Linked DNA regions of Homo sapiens: region 2 is linked to region 1. A link is a contact called in ENCODE Hi-C or POLR2A ChIA-PET data. All regions are on one chromosome and are shown on one strand. The core of a region is the stretch at or near the end of the contact, and the rest is flanking DNA. Distances in the headings are between cores, read along the strand shown. Region 1 has its middle 63 kb from the start of LINC02644. Region 2 overlaps LOC105376481 (a long non-coding RNA gene).

Region 1 (6,571 bases), core at 2,670-5,169:
CCAGGCTTGGGACCCAGCACAGGGATAGGTGGTGCATTAAATGGGCCCAGGGAGGACAGATCTCATGGGAGTGGCGTCCGCAGAAACTCGAGGACAGTGGTTCCAAGTCTTGATCTGGACCCTGGATTTCTTCTCTTGCTTTGATTTCTCCATTTTCCCATCAATCACATTGGGATGTGTATGCACCCCTCTGAGACTGTTTCAGGGAGTGGTGAAATTTACAGCACTGCCATTTGGGGATCTGTCCCTCTACCCTCTGCCCATGGGTCTCTCTTAAGAGATCACCATGTGAGGAACAGAGTGTAGAGAAGAAGGGATGTTCAGCCTCAAGAAGATGAGAAAAACCACAGAAGAGTGGAACATTAAAATTGTCATACACATGAAAAGCAGATTCGTTCTGTGTGGCTTCCCAGGACAGAACTCAGGCCAGAGGTAGAGGTTCTAGAAAGCCAGGTTTCTGCTTCACCTAAAAAAAGAAACTCCTAAGAACAAAAAGTGATCCACGAGGCTGCCTTGTAAGGCAGTGCTGAGTCACCCATCCCGGTGAATGTTTCAGTGGGGCTGACCCATCATAGGGCACTTTTGGTAGACAGGATGCCTGTGTGAAGTTGGGAACTGGACTGATAACCTTTGACTTTTCCTCCTGACTCCAAGGACCTATGTTTCTGCCACTTGGCCTTTTGCTTGTGCAAGCTTGGACATAGTTTATAACTCATCCTCAACACCATTTTACCTAGGCCCAGCCAGAGCTGCAATAGCCAGGGGCCTCCCTCTTTGCTCACCTCCAATGGGGGACATTTGTCTTGCTCATAGATGCCATCTATTACCTGACTACAGGACAAGCTCACAATATGAGTCCCACCTTCCCAGAGTAAAAGTGAGAACTCAAAATCCCAGGATCCCTTGCAGGAAAGAAGAAGTCTTGTGACCTAAGTCTATCTTTCATATGCTCCTGTGCAAGACTTCAATTTGGAAATTAATAACCTGAAGGGAAAAAAGGTGCAGGAGGGAATCTGCCTGGTGCATTAATTTTCTGTTTTGAGCCACGGCAGAGACATTGGCTTTTATGCTGTTTCCCAGACAGTGCAAGGTCATGTCCCATTAGATCTAGCAGATGTGGCATTTGTGATGAAGCAGATTTGTGGCATTTTGTGCTTATGAGTGGCAGAAACCACTGCTGTTTCCTCAGCAAGTTCTGTGGCGGGATTTAGGGATCGCTCCCGGACGTTTAGCTTCAACTCTGACTCCTGGCTGCCCATGACTCTGTGAGCTTGCTCTGATCTCCCAAGAGAATGGCTCAGGGCTCACCAGTCCCATTTTGTCCCCGTTGTCAGGCACACACAGAGCTGAACTGCCTTTCCCAGCCTTCCTTGCCCTTAGGCGTGGCCACACGACTGAGTCCCAACTAATGGAGCGTGGAGAGAAGCGACAGACATCCATGCCTGGTCCCTAAAGCCTCTCACAATCACCCACACTCTTATCGCCTAGCAAGGCGCAGAGGATCCGCTGGGAGATGACAAGAGCCCTGGAGCCATGAGAAGACAGGAGCCTGGGCTCTTGGATCACTAGCCTGCATGGCGACATGAACAAGGAATAAACCTCTTATTGTCTTAAGCCACTCTGAGTTTGCAGTTGTTGTAGGGTTAGCGCATCTTGACTAGTACACTGAAATCCGTTTTCTGATGGACTAGCTAAAGCAGATTTCCTTTTTTTAGGATTAAGAACTCTGAGTATTTCACTTCCCGACTCGGTCTAATGTGTTGATTTGGTAGTTGCATCTGCAGGTAGGCCATGGTTCCCCCAGAATGGGCGGCACAGGGCTTGCCTTAGACCTCTCATCTTAGTGCAGGATGGAGGGGACCCAGCAGGAGCCCTAGTGTGGCAATCCCATCACCATAGGCAGGCCCAGCCACAGAAGTGTCTCTGATGGAGAGTGGGCTCTCTGTCTGCTTCTCTGGTCATGGTGGGCCTCTGACTTCATCCCTGGCTCCCTGCTAAGAAGTACAGGGAGGTCAGGTATGTTCTTCCTGGTGCCCCTGAATTCTGCACTGGGAATTCTGTCCCCTCCTCTTTCTTATTAGGTGAAGCCATGGTCAGGTGTGGTGGCTTACACTTGTAATCCCAGCATTTTGGGAGGCCAAGGTGGGAGGATCGCTTGAGGACAGGCATTCAAGACCAGCCTGGACAACACAGCGAGACCCCACTGCTAAAAGAATTGTTTTAAATTAGCCATGTGTGGTTAGTGCCCAACTGTAGCCCCAGCTACTCAGGAGGCTGAGGCTGGAGAATCACTTGAGCTCAGAAGTTTGAGGCTGCAGTGAGCTCTGATCACATTACTGCACTCCAGCCTGGCAACAATGTAAGACCTCATCTCCACAAAAAATGAAAATAAAAAATAGCTGAATGTGGTGGCACGCATCTGTAGTCCCAGCTACTCTGCAGGCTGAGGCTGCAGGATCCCTTGAGCCCAGGAGTTTGAGGCTGTGGATTGCACTACTGCACTCCAGCCTGGGCGACAGAGTGAGAGCCCATCTCTGAAAAGAAACAAAAGAAATAAAAAAGGTGAAGCCAACTCTGGGTCAGGAGCCCAGAGAGCTATCTGTCTCTGAAAGAAATTACCTTGCACCCACTTGAAATCAGGCTTGAGTTCATGCAGAAGATGCTCTTAGCCATTTCTGGCCAGCTCACCCCTGATTCATCCCCTACCCACAGGGCAGTCCCATGGTGGCAGTGAGTACCATGTGGCTGGCCCTCTGCTCTCAATTGGCTGGACCAGAGCTGGGCATGTGATCTAAGCTGGGCCAGCCCCATATTTTGTGCCTGAATTCTGGAGATGCAGTTTCAGGCTGGGCTCCCCTGTTGAATAGAGCAGATGTAAACTGAATTTTGTGCCTGAATTCTGGAGATGCAGTTTCAGGCTGGACTCCCCTGTTGAATAGAGCAGATGTAAACTGATAAACAGTGGCAGGACCATCTTCTGTCCTATGTGGACTGAGAAACAGGCCTTGAGGCAGTCAGTCGGCCAATAAAAACAAAGCAGCAGGAATATAGAAGAAAAGGTGAAAGAAGGAGGAAGAACTTTCTGAGCCTGGAGGTATCTCAGGCCCATGGGTCCATGAGCAAAGTCTCTATCCACAAAACAGAATTTTCTAGTTTGCTTAAACTAGTTCAAGTCCGTTTGTAAAATCTAAAATGTAAGGACCTTGATGGATACAGGAAGAAGTAGAAAAGGTTACCCTACAAGTTGCCACCCCTTGGGAACCTCAGAACCTGCTGGCTCCTGCAGAACTGGGAAACCTAAAAATTCTCATGCAGAGCTGGGGAAATAAGGCCGCAGGAGAGACCTCTTGGGACGTTTCACTAAGTGGAAAGGAGTTTCTCCAGCCTAACAGCCTCTTGTCATCTCAGAGCAAACGCAAAGAGCCCAGAGAGGTGGAGTGACTTCCCCGCGCGCCCCCACAGTCCATTGGCTTGGGGCTATAACCTAGGTCCCAGGGCCGCCCATCTGCAAGGCTGCCTGAAACCCCAAGCATGAACTCTCACTTGGAATTAGCATCCCTTTCCCACATTCGGCCCCTGGGAGCAGCGGCCAGGAGGGAGCTATCGGGAGAAGTAAGCTCGAGTTGCTAGGATGGCGACAAATGACGCAGCTAATTCTCCTCGCCTGACTGGTCCCCGCGCCCTGGGACCCCGTGTCCCCGCGCACAAGTGCGTGCTCGGGAGTCCGGCCCAGGAGCAGCTGCGGAGGCCGGGCGGCCCTGGGAAGATGCCTGGCGGGTTGTCGGGGGAGGGAGGAGAGGGTACTGGGCTCGGGGCCCCCACTCACCCACCCCTGCACCGCGGGGGGCGGCGCTGGGCGGCCCGGGGAGGGCCAGCCCCGCCGAGCCTTTCAGAGTTAATTAGCCTTCATGAATATGGATGCCACCGCCGATTGAAGACGGTTGAGAGGTCGTAACCTGACCTCGGCGAGGCGTGCATAAAGAAAAGCCTACTTTTCTCAGCTTGGCTCCTAATTGAAAGCCCGAGTGGTCGGGCGCAGCGCGGAGGGTGTGATCGCGCGCCCCGCTCCCTGCGCGCTCTGGGGACGGTGGCGGGGGCGCCCGGGCGAGCTCGGGGACCCGCAGGTGTGTGCGGGCGGCCCAGCGCAGCTTCGCCGCGGCGGGATCCGAAGTGGGGATTTATTCTGAAAGCTTTCCTTTTCCATGATGGTTTTCATTTCCTGTAATTTAGAGCTGGAAGCATTTATGGAATATCACATGGTTTTCGTTTACACAGGAAATCAGCTGCAGTTGTGAGAAGATACTGACTTACTTTTTTTTGTTTTTGAAATCCTCCTCCCCACATCCAAAAAAAAAAAAAAAAAAGAAAAATTTTTGAAAAGACGAGCTGGCAGCATGTTTTGAAATAGTTCTCCTTTTTGATCCAACCTCACTGTTCTCCAAAGGGGACTGCAGTTTATTTCTGACACGTGGTAATCACTTTATGTGAAGAAACCCCAGCATCGAGAGATGCTTTTGGTTTTTTTCAGAGCAAAGCGGGGAGCTCAGAGGGGGTGGGGGCAGGCGGGGGGAGAGGGGGGCGCTCACAGCTGCGCCCCAGCTTCCTTTCTGGGATGGGAACGATTTCTAAAGGATCTTAGGGAAAGGAGCCTGCGAACCAGGCCGCCTTTGGAGCTGAACTCCCTCCCTCCCCGAGAAAGACAGCACTTACTGCCCCAGTTAACCTGCTGGGATCACTGCTTAAAACCTTAGAGTCGTAGCGCCGTCCCCCAACCCAGGAATCACAGTATAAGTCTCTTCTTAACCCAGCCCCACCCCATCACCCCAGAAATCATCAGAGAACCGCAGGGTTTTATCACAGAGATTGAGGCCGAGGTGGAAGAATTTGCAATTTGTTTTTTTCATCTATGCCCCCTGGTTGCCACTGAGTTGAAGTCAGCACTCTCTTCTCTCTTTGCTGGGGATGGTTCTAACCACTTCCCACCCTCCACCCCCAGTTCGGAGGCCAACTAGACCGCCGTGGGCAATAGCACCACCGTGTGGCCAGCCTCCCTCTCCAAGCCCCTTCCCCTGCCTTTTCTGGGATCCTCCCGGGCGGTAGCGTGGATTTAGTGGGGCTGGGATGGTCTCTGCCCACTTTCTTCTCCTCCCTGCAATGAGGTTAACACACAGGGCACCAGACGCTCTCCCTTCATGCCATCTACTAAGTAAGACATTCTGCAATGACGGATCCGTTTCTTTGATTCAAGGCTTAGCTCCCAATTAAACAGAAGATACCCTTGAAGAGATAAAATTTAGGCACCGATTTTAGGGTGAAACAGTGTATTATTGTTTCCCAAGGATTGAGTGGGCTCCTAGAGAAAGGAAGGAGGCCCAGCCTGAGACCCAGAGGGACAGGAACCAGCGCTGTGGCCATCCTTCAAGCCCGGGCCCTAGTCATTCATTTGGTGGGACTGGGAGGAGGTAGGGTGGTGGCTCTGGGAGGTGGGTAGTGACAGAGTCCTGTACACATTTCAGGGGTGTGGAGGGAGCCTTCTGAGAATGTCCAGACCTCATGGGGCCTCTAGGACCCAGGTGGCCCTCGATGGTCACTGTGTCCCCAGCAGTTGAGACCCATTTGACAGAGTCTCAGGCAGCTGCACCGTGACCATCTTCTGCTCCTCTCCCCAAGTCGATAAAACCAACAGCCATCTGTGTGAACATAAGCCCCGTGTTTTTATGGGCTGTCTACTGGCTGCTGCAGACAAGCCAGGATGGAGGCTTACGGCCGCAGCTCTCTCAGCCTCCAAATATGAAACTGTGTAATCCGACTCATTCTCTGAAACCAAATATTTGCAGGGACAGCCAGCAGCCACCTGGCTACCACATCTTTTGACCATGCAGGTCATTGGTGCTGTGAAAACGCCACCTGGGGATTTTTCTCAGCTTCTGAGGGGTCCGCAGGCAAACCTCCCCTCCACGACACAGGGCAGCCCACCCTGGCCTCTCCTGCTGCCCCCCAATTGGGGTGTGCAGATGAAATCTCAGTCGGGCCTGTGAGCGGAATGAAAGAAACTCTGTTCATTTCTGCAGGGGCTCTGGTGTCTGTCTGAGGCCCTGGTTTCCTCCCAGGAAACTGCACTTACCTTCTGTTGCTTATTACCTAATTGATGAACTATTTGAGTCTGCATGGTGCTACTTTGAGCTTCCTTAGCTTGGCCACTAGCTGAGCATTAAGGAAGTTGTGGAGAGCAGTACCTTCATGCCCCGCGCAATGATTTGGTACATTTCCAGAACGATCTTCTCCTTGTCAGGCTTCCCTCCCTCCTGCTCAGCAGCCCTTATTTTTTCTCCTCTCTCTTTCTCTGGAAATGTGGAGTTTATTGGTCTCTGCAGGGGGGAAATGATCAAAAACGTAATTATTATAAGCTGCAACCCCTGGCCAGCTGTTTGGGTTTCAGGGTGGTTCCCAGTGAGTCACTAGGGCACACCCTCTCTCTGCCTGGCTCCTCTGGGTCCCCCTGGCTTGGCCATCTGGAAAATGGGAGGATTTTTTAAGGGAGGAGGACGTTTGGGGAAGAAAACAGGCGCCT
Region 2 (7,111 bases), core at 2,117-4,616, 320 kb before region 1:
TGTTGGAGGTGAACAAAAGGAAGACAGGCAGGCCTTCTTTACAACACTGGCCTTTCTGCTTACCTGCAACCTACCTGTGGGCCAGGTGTGCCTAGTGGGCTGGGGCATGGCATCGAGAGCAGAGTTCTTCTTGCCCTTTAAGAAACCATTCATTTGGCTTTCTTGCCAAGAGAGCTTTCTGACCTCAGAGGGATACGTCTTTTACTGCCTGCAAAGGTGTTTTACTGACTTGGGTTAACGTCCACGGGGACTCATTTGAACTCGTGCTTATCGGGGAGCCAAATAGTCCACATACCGCAGCGGAGAGTGAGGGGCTGGAGAAAGCATTACAGGCCTGGAGGGGCCTTAAGGAGGCATAAGGCATGGAACCCTCCCCCAGCTGTGGATGTAAACAATCCACAGGTGGAAATCTGGCCTAATTTTTTTCTTTTTCTTTTTTTTCTAAACCTTTCTACAGTGTTGATTTTTTTTCTTTTTTCTTTTAAAGACAAGGTCTCACTCTGTCACCCAGGCTAGAGTAGTGCAGTGGTGCAATCATGGCTCACTGCAGCCCCTAACTCCCAGACTCAAGCTATCCTCCTTCCTTGGCCTCCCAAGTAGCTAGGACTACAGGTATGTGCCACCATGTATAGCTAATTTTATTTTACTTTATTTTTTGTAGAAATGGGGTCTCCCTATGTTCCCCAGGCTGGCATTGAACTCCTGGCCTCAAGCAGTCTTCCCACCTTGGCCTCCCAAAGTGCTGGGATTATAGGTACGAGCCCTTCACACGGCCTGGCCTAAGTTTTTATTTACAAAAAAAAATCTCTAGTCAAGGAGACACCCTGCCTGGCCTTAGCATTGTGCTCTTGCTTGGGTGGACTTTGCTGCAAATGCTGCAGAGGTATCCACACCGTGAGGCTGGGAGAAAGAAGTAGGAAGAGGTGAGATAGGGCCGGGAGCCAGAGGAGACCCAGCTCAGAGGCCGCCTAAGTGTGACAAGGGGGCAGTCAACAGCCTGGATAACTGCTTTCAAAGCAGAGCAGAAACTCCGGCGTAACCCCACAAGAATGAGCCTTTTTCTCCGGGTTATTGAGCAGCTTTCTGATGGTTCTGCTTCCACCCTTGTGCTTCTCCAGGGCACACGTCAGCCACAGGAATCCTTTTAAACAGATGGTGTCACTCCTTTTCTCCAAACTGATAGATCTGATGGCTCCTGGCTCACTCCATGAAAGCCCAAGTCCCTCTCAGGCCCTGCAGGCTTCACCTTCCCCCGGCCTGTGTCTGGGGCCCCATCTCCAGCTGCCTCCTTGCATCTGCTGCTACTACTGCCTCCTGCCTGCTCCTCCACAGCCAGCCTCGTTCCCATGAGGGCCCTGCACTAGCTGCACTCTGTCAAGAATGCTTTTTCCCTGGAAACACACAGGTCTCTTGTCCTCAACTCCTTCACATCTTGGATCATATTTCCCCCTGTATTCTATTTTTATTTATTTTTTTAAGAGACAGGGTCTTGCTGTATCACCCAGGCTGGAGTGCAGTGGTGCAATCATAGCTCACTGCAGCCTCACACTCCTGGGCTCAAGCCATTCTCCCGCCTCAGCCTCCCGTGTAGCTGAGACTACAGACATGCACCACCACCCCTGGGTACTTTTTTAATTTTTGTAGAGATGGGGTCTTGCTATGTTGTCGAGGCTGGTCTTGAACTTCTGAGCACGGCCTCCCAAAGTGCTGGGATTACAGGTAAGCACAATGACGCCTGGCCATATTTCCTCTTCTTAAGGCAAAATGCCCCCCAGCCCTCCTGGTCTCCATCACCCTGTTGCCTATTTTTTCACAGTGTCATTCATTTTTTAACTTCCAAATTTACTCATTTATTATATTCATTGTCTGTCTTCTTCCACTAGAATGTGAATTCCCCAGGGACAGAAACATCTTTGTCTTGCTTACAGAAACATCCCCCATGCCAGGTAGCACTGGTTGAGTAAACGTTTGACTTGGAGGTATTTGTTCCAGCAGGCTGGATGCAGAAATGACGGTTCTCAGTTCCAGACTGTGGCTGCTCCAAGATATCCAGTGTTCCATTCATGTTGGAACAAGACCCTGATGGGAACTACAAATGCCCACATCAGTGTCTGGGCTTCTGGGAGAGGGGCTGGAAATGGTAGACAGGGAGTCTGGCTCCAGCTAAGCCAGCAGAGAGTTGTTTCAGCAAATCGGAGGCAGAACGCCACTCCTATAGGCTGCAGGGATGGGGTGGGTTGGGGTGGAGTGAGGGCTTCAGGACTGGCGGGAAAACATAAGCCAGGGTTCGGGGGTAGCAAGGCTCATGCTGAACCCCTGCACTGCCCACGATAGGTGACCTCAAGTCTTGCCCATCCTGCTCAAGATGGGCCTAGCACTCAGCAAGGAACCCTAGGATACCCCAGGTTAAGGTCTTCGGGGCTCTCTAGGAAGAGTCAGGGCACAGGGTGCCAAACCAGTTACATAATCTGTAGGGCCCAGTGCAAAATGAAAATATGGCGCTCCTTGTCTAAAAGTGATTGCGAATTTTAAGATGACAAAAGCAGGGCATTAAACCAAGTGCAGGGCCCTCCCGAGCCCAGGGCATGTGTGACTGCATAGGTCACATGCCCACGAAGCTACGCCTGCTCAGGACTGACGGCACTGATGGCTTTTCAGAGATATTCCTGCTGGCCAGGCACAGTGGCTCACGCCTGTAATCCCAACACTTTGAAAGGCCGAGGTGGGCGGATCACCTGAAGTTAGGAGTTTGAGACCAGCCTGGCCAACATGGTGAAACCCCATCTCTACTAAAAATACAAAAATTGGCCGGGCGTGGTGGCACATGCCTGTAATCCCAGCTACTTGGGAGGCTGAGGCTAAGGCAGGAGAATCGCTTGAACCTGGGAGGAGGAGGCTGCAATGGCTGAGATTGTGCTACTGCACTCCAGCCTGGGTGACAGAGCAAGACTGTCAAAAAAAAAGAGAGAGAGATTCCTGCCAGAAAATTTCTCATAATAAATCCAGCTCACTTATGCCCAAGATGTGCAACATAAGGAAACAAGGAAAGAAGCCCTGGGGTGTAGCGGGAAACAATCTCAGAGAAAACCTAAAGGCACCCAAAACTGAAACCCTGCAACTAGCAAAAGGACCTGATGTGTTGCAGGATGGGGACAGCTGGGAGCAGGGGCAGAACGGTGACATCAAACAACCAAGGTGGCCTCTGGGGCTGTGTTCATGTCCATGGGAAATGAGCCACCAAGAGTCCAGCACATTCTTCATTCCAAAAGTGGTCAGTGACCAGCAAGAGGTAAGCAGAGAAGTGGAAGCAGGAAACTGCAGTTAGAAAAAACAAAGCTGGGTTGAGTCACACGGTTGTGGCTTGAAGTGCTGGGAAGCCCAGGGCCTTTCCCCTTGAGTCAGCTGAAGGGGTACACGTTGCTACCATGACCTTACTAACAACACTCAGTAGGTGTCTACAAAGAAAAGCCGATGCTGAGCCAGGTACCACCACCTTTCATTTGGATGGCACCTTACAGTTTAGAAAGTGCTTTGATATGCATAATGACTTCAGTTGATTCTCTCAATAACCCTATTAGGTTAGCAGAGTATCATTGTCCCCAGATAGGTGGACTGACTCGCCCAAGGTTGTTGGCAAAATCCATTCAAGTCCAGCACTTTTTTCTTCTCTTCCATAATGCTCCTGTCACTGGTGCCTGCCATCATCCCGGAGTTCATGGCCCGAGACTGGCAAACGCCGGCCAGGGCGTTACAAGCATCCATGTTGACTAATTGCACCCAACATCCCAATATCTTGCCAGTGGTACAAAAGGAATAGGTGAGCTGCTGGGCTGTGCAGCACCTACCACATCCTCCAGAAAAGGTAGACGGTCAGAGAGATTGGGCATTTCTTTCATACAAACATCACAGGAGCTGCTTTTGGGAATCGTCTGTTAAATGTGAGCTGCAGATTAGACCAAGATGAACAGAGGGTTGTGATCCTGAGTGACTTAGTATTTTGAAGCAGCCTGTTAACCTTTTATCAGAAGGATTCCTTCAAAGCATTAGTTTACGGCACTAAAATGTGGGCAGATTATTTGCCAAATCACATTGTTATGCACAGCTAACTAACTGCTTTGCAAAAACTGGTACCTGTGGATGCACAGTCAATGGCTTTGAGTCAAATATGTCAATCATTAACATTTTCTCTAAAAATTAACAAGTGCAATTAGCATGTATCAATGAAATAATTGCTTGAGTTCACTATTTTTTTAAGCTGAATCTCCATTTGAGTCACACAAAAAGAAAATGAATCTTAAAATCATTTCCATTTTAGCAGAGGCACATGTTAAAAACAGCTGAACTTATTTTTCCCTCCTCAATTTCTGCAAAATTCACTCCCAGGTTTACTTACTGTGCCAAGTTTCAGAGCTGAGCAAATTTTTATGGTCTAGTTATAAACCCTAGAAAAACAAGGTTTATAGGAAATGTTGACACAACCTTAACTAAAGTGGTGCTAGCTGACACCTCTATATTTTCAATTTGGGGATTTCTACTGGGAAAGTATAAACGCTAATTCAGCAAAGGAAGCCAACTATAATAAAAATGTTGTAGTCTTCCTGTTCACCCCATGAAGTTCTACTTCAAAAGATGCCAGTGCAACGTGGAGGTGAGTTAGAGTTAGAATGATCAGCATGGAGAGCACCTGCAAATCGCTCAGCCTCCTGGTTACCTATAAACTTCGCCTGGGAATGCATGACCTCACCATGAGTCACGGCTGCCCACAGCAGTGCAGTCGGAGAGACGGCGGAAGATGTCAGGTCTTTACGCAAAGGTGTCTACTAGTCTCTCCCTGCACACCTTCTAATCTATCCTAAATGGAAACCCAAGTTGATTTTTCACAGGCCAGTAAAGCGAGCCACTGAGACACTGAGAAGCTAAGAAGATGGGAGTGAAGGCACGCCATGGAAGGTTGACTTTGAGTGCGGTGGGCTCAGACTGTGGTAGTAGTGGGGCACCAGGTGTAAGGGCACACTGAGACATCGGGAGGCAGGACCAACAACAATGAGGATTTCCCCCATCCTGCTAAGCTGCCCAGATGAGAAGCACATGTGTTCAATATTTAGGCTTTAATTTTTTCCCCTCTGAAACAGGAGGAGGTGGGAGAAGGGGTAGCTTTGATTCAGGTCCAGAGATAAAGACTGACTGACACACACACGGACCATAATAGGGGACAAAGTGAGTTAAGCGGAAGTAAATGTTTTAAAATCCTCAGCTAGATAGACTAAACAGCACTGGCCCGGGAGTCAGGAGACGCAGCTGTCTGTCTGTCCGGGCGTTCCCACTTATGAACTGAGACTCCAGGCGGTCTGAGTGGCCTCCCCACGTCCTGTCCCAATTTCGTCACTGGTGAAATGGAGTTCAGCCTCTGTTATGGGACAGCGGTGAGGAATAAGTAGAGTTATGTCCCTGGAAGTGGTTTGTGAATTGTAAATTGAAAGGCAAATGGGAGTATTACTTTGTATTGATTGCATTTCTACTTTGGAAAACTATGTTCAGAAAATGGAAATATTTTCTTTTTTTTATTTTACTTTAAGTTCTGGGATACATGTGCTGAATGTGCATGTTTGTTGCATAGGTATACATGTACCATACCATTCAGGACATAAGCATGGGCAAAGACTTCATGACTAAAATACCAAAAGCAATTGCAACAAAAGCCAGAATTGACAAATGGGATCTAATTAAACTAAAGAGCTTCTGCACAGCAAAAGAAACTACCATCAGAGTCAACAGGCAACCTACAGAATGGGAGAAAATTTTTGCAATCTATCCATCGGACAAAAGTCTAATATCCAGAACCTACAAGGAACTTAAACAAATTTACAAGAAAAAAACAATCCCATCAAAAAGTGGGTGAAGGATATGAACAGACACTTCTCAAAAGAAGACATGTATGTGGCTAACAAACATATAAAAAAAGCTCATCATCACTGGTCATTAGAGAAAAGCAAATCAAAACCACAATGAGTTACCATCTCACGCCAGTTAGAATGGCGATCATTAGAAAATGGAAATATTTTCAATGGAGGGACAAATCCATCAGGATAATGGGGATAAGAAAAAAGCCTCCCTAGCATTGCTTTTAGTTCATTCCGAAGCTGATTTGGAAGGGAATTCACTGCTGACAACTTTGCTTTTGTGTTAAGTCGAATAGTCTGCTTAAAAGGCCCTTTGGGTTACACCCCAAATGCCATCACATATGTCTAACCTTCACCAGCTCACAAGGGACGACTAAGTTACATATCTTCATGAGCAGAAAGTATTTTGGATTATGTTTTTGTTTTGTTTTCTCCCAGGTTTCTAAGCCTGTTGGCAGCATTTTCCCAGGGAGTTTTCAAAAGCTTTCACAAGAGATCCCCATACCACTGGCAGAAAGGCATGAAACTTACTTTAAGACAAATGCTTAACTTCTGTGGACCCTGGTTTTTTATTTTCAGGTTGAAAAGGAAGACAGTGAGTTTCTAGATGTATCTGTCAAGACTAAATGATTGTTCATTTCCTCTGAATTGGGAATAACGTAATAACATGCAGCTGGGGAGCTAGGCTGTGTTTCTTGCGTTTTCCTCTTTCAGAAGCTGGGTCTCTTACCAGCTGGGAAATATTACTGTCTGAACGTGCTGAAAAACTTAGGGTAAATGAAAAGAACAACAACATTCCAGATGTCAGCAATCACTCTGATGGTCTTACCTGTACCAACCCGAGAATATTTTAATAGAAAAGGTAGACAAAGATTTATTTAATTCAGAATGAACTCCAGAGTTGGGGAGAGCGAGTTTATAATGCCTCAAAAACCCCTGCTGTAAAATTGAGCTGATAAGAATTAACTCTGCAAAAATTATGCATCCCAATGACAAGGTAAGTTTGAGAGAAACAATTGAAAATAATAAAGTATTTTCACCCAAGAGCAACAGATTTGTACAAATAAAAGTATCCATGTCTTGCTAATGCAGCCATTACCTGGAACGAAATAAATAAAATAAAACCACGCGTACTTTTAATGCTGAGTTTAGAACTGGAATTCAGCAAAATGAATCCCAGACACTTACTTTAAATGCATGCTTATATCTTT

The links. A loop is a pair of places that touch in the nucleus more often than their neighbours do. ChIA-PET counts read pairs that join two places held with the same protein, here RNA polymerase II (POLR2A). Pooled maps may share reads with other maps.
Region 2: a pooled map shows a loop between it and region 1 (6-fold over the local background). The contact joins two enhancer-like sites. A Hi-C loop is called at or near these places in 1 of 168 maps with a recorded cell type or tissue (GM12878), 14 of 37 single-sample maps with no recorded cell type and 10 of 50 pooled maps. POLR2A ChIA-PET finds 5 or more read pairs at or near these places in 1 of 52 experiments (AG04450).

Annotation. Positions count from the first base shown.
Region 1 is chr10:30,782,504-30,789,074 of GRCh38, reverse strand. No RefSeq gene overlaps it. Among named protein-coding and RNA genes, the nearest start is that of LINC02644, 63 kb to the right of the region's middle. RefSeq lists a silencer at 3,633-3,942 and an enhancer at 5,429-5,929. Within about 2 kb of position 3,919, at least 32 of the 41 ENCODE cell types and tissues checked have a DNase peak (open chromatin) inside an H3K27ac peak, as active enhancers do.
Region 2 is chr10:31,097,491-31,104,601 of GRCh38, reverse strand. The region is part of intron 1 of LOC105376481 (a long non-coding RNA gene); the gene reads right to left. Among named protein-coding and RNA genes, the nearest start is that of ZNF438, 69 kb to the right of the region's middle. RefSeq lists an enhancer at 3,206-3,265. Within about 2 kb of position 3,366, at least 3 of the 41 ENCODE cell types and tissues checked have a DNase peak (open chromatin) inside an H3K27ac peak, as active enhancers do.